Linked DNA regions of Homo sapiens: region 1 is linked to region 2. Evidence: chromatin loops called from intact Hi-C (ENCODE). Cell type or tissue: heart right ventricle. All regions are shown on one strand.

Region 1 (5,000 bases), 350 kb before region 2:
TTCCAGAACTAACTTGATTTTTCTGGGTTTGGCCATGAACTGTACTGGTTAAACCACATATTCCTGTCCTTTACATCTAAGAACATGCATCTGACATTGCTTTCTAGAATTAATGGGCCTGTAATAAAAATCAAAGTAAATTGAACCTATATAGTAGCTAATGAGTATACAGCTTCTCTTTCAGCAGTGAACAAATGTTCTAAGGTTCTGGGATTGGGAAGAGAGAATGTATAGGAAAGGAATAATAAACTGCTTAAATAAAGGGTTAACAACACACCTGGATACTTAGCTAAAGAGAAGAGAGATTTGTGTTTCAGCTCATTTAACATATCAAAGGTGTGCTATAAAAATGATAATTAAAACAATGTTTCTATAAACACTAACTTTAAAAATACTCACAAATCTCTTGTCTCCTTGTCCCACTCGACTACTAATTTCACATGAGCAGTGCCACCTGGTCCACAAGATTTTAATGCCCTATAGAACCAGGGAAGTGGAGAGGGAAGCCACATATTATTTTCTAAACAAATGATTTTACTTAATGTGATTATGTCCTACCCAAAATCATAATTTCAGGTGATTAATGAAAATCTTCATCATAGTTCCCCATCAGAAAAAAGTTTTCAGCAAGACCACTATAACCACTGATTTAATAACTACATTTCAACTAAACTGAAAAACCCTTAAATTAAAAAGCCCAATACAGTACTAATAATAAAGAGGTTGGAAGAAATTTAGTGTCATAAGGTTGATGATCACTCTCAGATAGTCATTATGACCTTCCCAATTTCTTGCCCAATTTTTCACCCACCCAAACAGACACTGGACGGTAGTCCCCTGGGAACAAAGTCGCCCCTTGCACCTTTCCACCTCTCCACCAACATGCCATGCCTGCTCTAGACTGCACCCTTCTTCCTCCTTCCTCCAAAGCTACCCCCGTCCCAAGTTCACTGGCTCCTTGCCATCTCCTGAGAAACCCAGAACTCAGTTAATATTACCTATCTCATCTTGTTTGTTATGCAATATTTTGGATTGTTGTCTACTAACTCTCATCTCTAAACCCAAACAGTAAGCTTTCAAGCAGGACCATATTGTATGCTTTTTTAGAATCCTGAAATATAGGCACTACAATATTTGTTGAAAAAATCATTATAATAATTTTTATTATAAAAAATTTGAGTTTTCACATGTATATTATATATTCATAGATACATAGTGTGTATATATGTATATTATTTTATTAATACAATAGAGTATTATAACAGATTTAGACAGCACAGAGGTAGCAGAGTAGAGTGACTAATTCTATGGGGCAGGTTGCTGGGGGTGGGAGGAGGAAGAGTATAAAAAAGGGCTTAAAGGAAAGGAATTACGGACGGAGGAAACCACACATGCAAAGCACGCATATAAAATAGTATCGCCTGTTCAAACAATCATCTGTACTTTAATGCTGCTGAAAGGTTGGGATAGTGGGGAGAGGAAGAGCAAAGCCTGACAAAAGTAAGCGGAATTCAAACTGTGAAGAACTTCTTACATTGTGGAACACGGGCTTTATTTTTTAGGCCACAAGTTGCCATATAAGGGTTTTAAGGAAGAATGTGGCCTGATTAGAACGTTACTTTACAAAACTTCATTCCTGGTGAATATGAAAGTGTAATTTATCTACAGTCCTAGGACATACGTTAATTTGCTTTCCTAACCCAAGTCCTCCAGGGCTTTTCTTATTTCAAGAAAGATCATCAAACATATACCCAAGCACAAATCAAAAGTAAAATAAGTACTTAATTTCGAAATAAGCCTAAAGAACCCTGCACACTTATGTGGAAATTATATAAGACATCACTTGAAATCACACATGAATATGTGTGAGATTCTAAAAGGTAATTTAAAAAAAAATTTTTTTTACCTTTCTACTATTGGGTGGCACAAGGGCTGCTCCTCCTGGGGCAGCAAATATGTTATTCCAACAACACTGACCACACGCAAGCTGAATGGACACACCTGCATCAGATGTTAGATGAGAATTAAGCCAAATTTTTCTTCAAGGGCATCTGTTTCACAGTGGCATTTCCAAAACAGATTAGAGTTACAGTAAACTGTTTATTCTGCAAAATGCTTCACTATAAGATTCTATAAGGTTGTTGAGCCACTCTAATACACTTTAAATATTATTTACCCAAATGCGATTTACGTATCAAATATGTTATGCAAGACAAGTAACACATTGCCTTTACTAAACATCAGCTTAATGGTCTTCCACGGATACCTTAACATAGTAATAATTTTTAACATATACAGATAGACATTCTACTAAATCCTTTCCAAGCTGATCATGTATTGAACGTTATTAGATAAATATTATAAAGGAATATGCAGCAGTTCAAGGAAAACCTTGCAGTGGCTAGCTCTTTCATAAAATGAGGGATAAATTCTCAGTCCTGGAAATCTAAACACAAGAAACTCAAATTTCATTGTAATGTTTGTTTCTTCACTGAGTATATACCCATGCTATGCTGGAATATCAAAATGCTTACAAACCTGAATGCAAACCGTGGGCCTCAAGAAATACTTCATCTTCTCCAAGATTTCCTTCTGCAGAAGGTCCCAAGCTATTGTCTTCTCTAAGTGCAGCACAAAAGGCAGTCCAAATCTAACACACATCAACAATGTAATCACCTTTAAAGTACGGTAATTCCTTTAACACTGTTATCTTTTTTTCTCGATCTCTTAAAACGGAATCACAATATAATTGGCTTTAGGACAGTTCTCAAAATAAAAGAAACAGGAAATTTAATGGTAACTCTTCATAAGGAGATGAACAGCTTGGATTTCTAAATGAAATTTAATAGCCAATACACCAAAATGGCTTCTAGGGGAGTATGGTGCTAGGACAGCAGGTGGCAACGGGGCAGGATCAGTGAAGATGGAGAGCACAGGGGGTGGGAGTGGACATGAGCCTGGCAAACAGCACAGGTCGAACTCATAAGAGGTTGGGTGCCAGAGGACTAGATAGGGCTGGAAGGTCTCACAGACAGGCAGCCACATTCTTGAGTCTCTGACAACAAGGGAGGCACTGGCAAGCAAGTGACAGTGAAAGTCAGCTCCAGAGCTATGTCCCACAGAGTCCAAGCAGTACTGTGGTTCTTGGCCTCAGCTGCACAGACCGAAGACCAAAATCACAAGAGGAGCTTTAGAAAATAATGATGCCCAAGTCCAGCCCCCGGAGAGATTCTGATGAAATCAGTCTGGAATATGATCTGAGCACTGAGATGTTTTTAGGGCCTCTCTGGGTGGTTCTAATATGCAGCCAATGTTGAGGACCACTATCCTAGCCTCAACTCTCATCCACGCCCAGTCAGTCAAACCTGAATTCCCTGAATGTGTCCTACTCTCACACATCCATGTCTTTTTGTCAGGGAACTCCCTCTGCTTAAAATACCCTCCCCACCCTTCTGAGTCTAGGCTGTCTCCTACTCACTCATGTGAAGACCCAGTGGAGGTATTCTTTTCCAGGAGGCACCCTGTTGGCTTGTTCCCTGTGTATACTGTGCTATAAACAATGCCTGCTTATTTTTCTGCCTCCACCAATAGGCTGTGAGTTATTTGATAGCAAGCACTGTGATTTATTTATCTTAGTAGCGCAAACAGACAATGTCTAGAAAATAGATGAATGAATGAATGAACAAATGATCTAACAGATTAACTCTGACTCAGGCCCAGAGGGAAGTAGAGGTGCTAAGATCACCAAGAAACCAGTTTCCAACAACTATCAAACTGTTCGCTCACAGTGGTGCTTAACAGTGAACCAATCTGCCTAAAAACTACTGTGAGGTGAAATGAGTTACAAGTACATGTAAATCACCCAACCATATTTTTTTAAAATAATGACTTCACTCTTTAAGAGACTAGCATCATGAAGGGAATTCCACAGGTTCTTTACTTCATTCCTTCTGTGCCTGACACACACCAAGCTCCTCCTAGTCTTGTGTGCATGTACCGGGTGTTCCCTCTGCATGGGATCCTTTCCCCCCATGTTCACACAGCACACTGGGGCTCAGCTTGGCTGCGGTCTCTTCAGGGACGTCTTCCCTGACCTCCCTTCCTAATGTTGTCTTGCCAGCCTCCCACCATCACACTCTATCATTCTAGTCTGTTTTAATGCCTTCGACGTGGTACGGACTGTCTGAAGTTAAAGACGTCTGCTTGTTCATAGTCGGTCTGTCCTAGCTAGGATGGAAGCTCCATGAGGACACAGACCTTGCCTGTCTTGTTCCCTGCTGAATCCCCAGTGTTTAGAACCATGCCCAACACACTGTAAACACTAAAATACCTGTCAATGAATAGCATAAATATGCATATCAACACATTTTACATTTATGTTATTTACTATGCAGGGAACTTATTTCAAAGCAAAATTTTCAAAGGCTAACATAAAGGCTATTCTAACAAATGTTAAGAAACACTGAGTCCTTTCTCCTTGAAACATATCTGTCTCTTGTTAATACTCAGGTTACATTCCTACTGTGACAGAGTTACTTTAAAAGATAGTCTAAAACACCCATACACTCTTACAGAGGGCATTAGACAAATTTGAGAGAGATTTCTGACTCCCAAATTTCTGACTTAGAAACCTGAATGAATGTGTGGTGCCATTTGCCAAGATGGGAAATACTGGAGAGCCAGTTTTAAAAGGAAAGAAAATTTGGACATACTTCAATTCAACTTGGGACATAAGACATAAGTTCAATTTGGGACAGAAGACTGAGGGACATGCACCATCCAAGTAGACATGTTAACAATTAAAAAAATAAAAATAAAAAAGCTGTCAGGAAAGTAGCTGGAAATGGGTCTAGAGCCCCAAGAGGAGCCTGAACTGAAAATACACATATGAAATGGGACTTTTAAAACTAGACTCCTGGCCAGATGCAGTGGCTCACGCCTATAATCCCAGCACTTTGGGAGGCCAAGGCGGGCGGATCGTCTGAGGTCAGGAGTTTGAG
Region 2 (5,000 bases):
TTGGAGAAAAAAAATAAATAAATAAGAAAAAAATAAATAAAATAAGCCACACTAGAAACAGGCCCAGTAAGTCATTACTGCAAAGTAAGACAGGCTCTTCCCCTGCTTACAAGAGGTTCTACTGTGCCTCCTGTCTCAAGGCAAGAGAACAACGGTTTAAAACCTTTATGGCTGGAAATGCCTAGAGACTTGAGGAAAGTAAATGATGGATAGTTGCCACTTGAAACAAAGTTCCTCTGTCTCTCCTCACTCCTAGTCAGGGGGTACCTTTAAAATTATCTCTTCCCCTACTTCTTGGTGTATCATGAGAACAAGGGAGACTCACTTCAGGTAGGTAAATTTTACCTGAAGTAAAGATAAAAACATTCCTGTTCATTCGAACACCACCTGACGAGGGGCCTCCTGCTTTTAGATGGGAAGAAAATGGCCTTCAGGAATTCCACAGGCTCCCTTGCTGGACAACAGGCGGCATTGTCACATTAGGTCCTATTTAAGTTATAGATAAGAGTGGTAAGAAGAGTTTCAGTGGAGACCTAAAGATTTCACTGACGTGGATTTCTAAGCTTATCTTTTAAACTTAAACCATTTAACTGGTTATCGTTTTTTCTTTTGTTGTTTGTTTGTTTGAGACAGTCTTGCTTGCTCTGTTGTCCAAGCTGAAGTGTAGTGGTGCGACCATAGTCACTGTGGCCTCAACCTCCTGGACGTAAGCAATCTTCCTGCCTCGGTCTCCTTAGTAATTGTGCCACCACACCTGGCTAACTTTTGCATTTTTTGTAGAGTTGGGGTTTCACCGTGTTGGCCAGGCTGGTCTCGAACTCCTAGGCTCAAACGATCCGCCCACTTCGACCTTCCAAAGTGTGGTGATTACAAGTGTGAGCCACCGCACCCGGCCTAACTGGTTATTTTTTAACCCCTTGAATGACAGCAACAAACGGGGAAGTTCTTTGAGCTGTGCTCTGCAGTTGAGGGTGGCCACTCCCGAGGCAGTCACCCGTTCCCTTGTCACCACAGACTCTGTTCTCCCTAGAACAAAAATGAGCTGTTACCTGTGTAGCCCACTGGATTTGTGTGTGCCAAGCACCAAGCAAGGCATCATAGAGTCCGGTAAGCTGCCGGTCCAGGGATAGGTCACTTTGACACAGCTCTTGCCAGGCTGCTAAAAGCTGCACCTGCAGAGACAGAACAAAGGGAACCTTATTGGGTACGTCAACATAGGTTGCCTGTGAACACTGCCCTGCCCTGCTACCCAGCGTAATCACGGATTGCTCAATGGGCTCACTGGGCAGCCCAGTGAGGTCCATTCACTTCAAAGAAAGGCAGGAAAAAAAAAAAAACATTTGCAGTTATCTGCACTGATTCACAGCTTTAATCTGTCACCCTGCGGATGTGATCCCCTCTCCATTTATCCTGCCCTAAAAACATGTAATGTGCAACCACTTGGCACACCATCACTCTTCTGAATAGATGTTGGGGCAAGAGCGGGCAGACATGTATGTTTAAGCTTCATGTCCTAACATCACTGCTTAAAAGACACAGAGCACTGGACTTGAAGGAATTAAGGTCAGTTCAGGAAGCTGTCAAGTTTTTTGGCAATCTAACTTCAGCAAACCTAGAAAACATAAAATTCCAAGCCAGGTGGAGTGGCACGCGCCTGTAGTCCCAACTCCTCACAAGGCTGAGACGGGAGGATCACTTGAGCCCAGGAGTTCAAGGCTGTAGTGCACCATGATCGGATCTGTGAATAGTCACCGCACTCCAGGCTGGGCAAAATAGTGAAACCCTATCTCTAAAGAAAAAAAGAGAAATTCTTACTGCCTTCTGAGGGTGTAATAAAGCTTAAGACATAAATCTCCCTTAAAAGACAAAAATGAGAATAAATTAAAACAACGTTTCAAGTCTATAATGAATCCAGCTGTAAACAGAAAAGAGAATGAAAACGGATAACTTTTTCCAACTGGCAATTAAACAAATCCATATGCTAGACCAAGAGCACCCCCTACTGGCTAACTAAGAGAAAAACAGCCAGAGGGCAAGGAGACAAATGTTCTTACCTTCTGAATTATGAACCTGCGATTCTGTGACCCAGAGTTATGAGCATTCCACAACTGCACAACTGTCATCGCGCACAGCTTCTTACCTTGTGACACTTGTAGTAGTAGGCCAGGAGCTGGGGCATCCGGTCAATTTCAGTAAACACCTTCACAAACACTTTGGACTGATCTAAAGAACATACAATGTATATATACTGTTACCAGCCTTTCTGGTGTAGACATGAGAAAAAACTCACCAGGATGAAGGTGGATATATGGAAGCTAGTATTCACAAGTTCCTGCCTAGATACTGAATTAACTCATGCATGAGGATCATAAATTTGAAAAATAAGCATGACGTGAAAACCAGATACTGCAAGGTATTCCCCACTGTTCCTCACAGAATTCATATTTTAACATGATACTGAGAGGTTATTTATGTCTTTCAAAATTCCTACTTCGATTATACCAGATGGGAACTTTAAAAAAGCAAACACACTGAACTGCTATATGTCAACATATCTGGTGGTTTGAGGAATAAGTAAATAATTTGGGCTGGTCGCGGTAGCTCATGCCTGTAATCCCAGCACTTTGGGAGGCTAAGGCAGGCGGATCACCTGAGGTCAGGAGTTCGAGACCAGCCTGGCCAACATGGCAAAACCCCATCTCTACTAAAAGAAAAACAAAAATTAGCTGAGCGTGGTGGTGCACACCTGTAATCCCAGCTCCTTGGGAGGCTGAGGGAGGAGAATTGGTTGAACCCGGGAGGCAGAGGTTGCAGTGAGCCAAGATCGCGCCACTGCACTCCAGCCTGGCCAACAGAGCAAGACTCCCTCTAAAACAAAGCAAAACAAAAAAACAAAACATAAAATCAAATAATTTGGTAACTATTAGCATTCCACACATAACAATGGATTCTAAGACCCAAGTTATGGGCTTAATATCAAGTAGTTTCTGACATATTTCCCTAAGGGCAGAGGAAATGACTGGGCAAAGCACTTGCTTCCAGGCTCACCGCTGGACAGACAGGAAGGTGGGTTTCAGTGCAGTCTCTGAATAGTGTGCACAGCAGCGCCACCTCTGGCTCCTGTCCGCCCCCTTCTGGCCAAAATGTACATGCCACAGCCTTAGAACTATATCAAAAGAAGGGAAAAAAAAGCCTTGAGCTAACAGGTCTCCAAACTTCTTATATTTGCTCTGTTCCCCTTCACTTCTGGGAAGCCCAATAAACTGCTGAGAAGGAAATGTTGTAACAGCAACCGCTGTGGGACACCCAGCTAAGCGCTGGAGACCTGCCAGTGGAACTTGACTTAATGGGCAGAAATCCATGAGTTAGAAAACGAATATTTGCCTTTAAAATGCTTATTATTTTCATAAGAACACTTAAATAAGTGAATCTTCCTGTTACATTTAAAATTATTCCATAGGCCAGGTGTGGTGGCTCACACCTGTAATCCCAGCATTTTGGGAGGCTGAGGTGGGAGGACTGTTTGAGCCCAGGAGTTCAAAAATGTCCTAGGCAACACAGGACCCCTCTACAAAAAATAGAAAAAATTAGCTGGGCATGATGTGCACCTGTAAACCCCAGGAGGCTGAGCTGGGAGTATCACTTGAGCCTGGGAGGACAAGGCTGCAGTGAACTGTGATCACATCACTGCACTTCAGCCTGAGTGACAGAGCAAGATTCTAGCTCAAAAAACAAAATTCTATAAATTGGGTTTGACCAGTGAGAAGCAAAAAAATTAATTAAAATAATTCTATAAAAAGTTGCTTCAGTGTATCAGCTGAATTCATTGGTTATATAAAATGAACTGGGCATGTATACTTGGCTATACTCACATTGTCATTTTAGGAGATGGAAAAGGGGAACATGTTGGGGATGAACAAATTTATCAGAGAATTCCCTTTAAAAACTGTTAGCTAGGCCGGGTGAGGTGGCTCATGACTATAATCCCAGTACTTTGGGAGGCTGAAGTGGGTGGATCATCTGGGGTCAGGAGCTCGAGACCAGCCTGGCCAATATGGTGAAACCCCGTCTCTACTAAAAATATAAAAAATTAACCAGGCGTGGTGGTGCATGCCTGTAATCCCAGCTACTCCAGAAGCTGAGGCGCTTGAACCCAAGAGCTGGAGGTTGCTGTGAGCCGAGATCACACCACTGCAGTCCAGCCTGGGCAACAGAGTGTAGACTCTGTCTCAAAAAAAATAAAAAGTAAAAACTGTTAGATAAAGAACTACCTCAGCCTTCCAGGAAACATGGCTGATTATAAACAGCACATTACCTGTGGGGCGGGGGAACCCTTCCTGATGCTTGCCAAAATTAAGATTAATCACCAAAAGAAAACATTGTTTTATCTGCGTTGAAGCCAGGAAAATATCTGTACTACATATTTCAGAGAATCCCAACTAGATATCTAATCACTTTGGGCCACAATGGGTGGGGAAGCTGGTAAAAGTCTGGGCGCTAAGGGTGGTGCAGAACAGTACAAAGGGCCAAAGACTGGGGGCCAAGGGGGCTTGGGCCAGGCATGGGAGGGAGGGCTGTTTCCACTGCGGCCCAGCAGAGGAGGCAGCCTATGGAGCTCAAAAGCGCCATTTTCGCCTTCTGAATCCATGTCCTGCCTAGAGTCAAGCCTGATTCAAATTTGTGCACAAAAGCTGTCAAAAACTGCTTATCTCCAAAACCAAACCCATGATGCTGAACCACCAGGCATCACTCAAATCCAACACCAGCTCCCAGAAGCCAGCTCACTCAGAAGGAAACAAACAAAAAAGCTTAAATGCATGGAGCCACCACCTCTCCATCCCCACTCCCACTCCCCCAACCCCACAGAACTGGATGTAACCCCAACCAGAAAAGTGAGCTCTGTAGTAGCCACAAATTCACAAGAGAATGTGAGGAACAAAGCTCCTAGATGGTAACTTTCCAACCCCCCAGCTCCAGCCTTAGAATTCTGTGAATGAAGA

The links. Hi-C counts contacts between places; a loop is a spot of excess contacts. Peaks named below come from ENCODE experiments on the same cell type or tissue, not always from the same donor. Only the 100,000 strongest peaks of a DNase experiment are listed, where the experiment ranks them.
Region 1: it touches region 2 in a loop (3-fold over the local background); 15 of 110 quality-filtered maps call a loop at or near these places.

Annotation. Positions count from the first base shown.
Region 1 is chr16:23,085,186-23,090,185 of GRCh38, forward strand. It overlaps USP31 (ubiquitin specific peptidase 31), which reads right to left. Exons shown (of 16, transcript NM_020718.4): 8 at 2,539-2,650; 9 at 1,907-2,001; 10 at 400-477. Among named protein-coding and RNA genes, the nearest start is that of USP31, 62 kb to the right of the region's middle. In heart right ventricle, no CTCF peak of the experiment used is centred here; a DNase peak (open chromatin) is centred at 3,020; H3K27ac peaks cover 1,567 bases.
Region 2 is chr16:23,432,496-23,437,495 of GRCh38, forward strand. COG7 (component of oligomeric golgi complex 7) reads right to left here. Exons shown (of 17, transcript NM_153603.4): 5 at 2,141-2,223; 6 at 1,050-1,172. Among named protein-coding and RNA genes, the nearest start is that of COG7, 18 kb to the right of the region's middle. In heart right ventricle, CTCF peaks have their summits at 2,012 (motif pointing left), 3,145 (motif pointing left) and 3,349; DNase peaks (open chromatin) are centred at 2,096 and 3,096.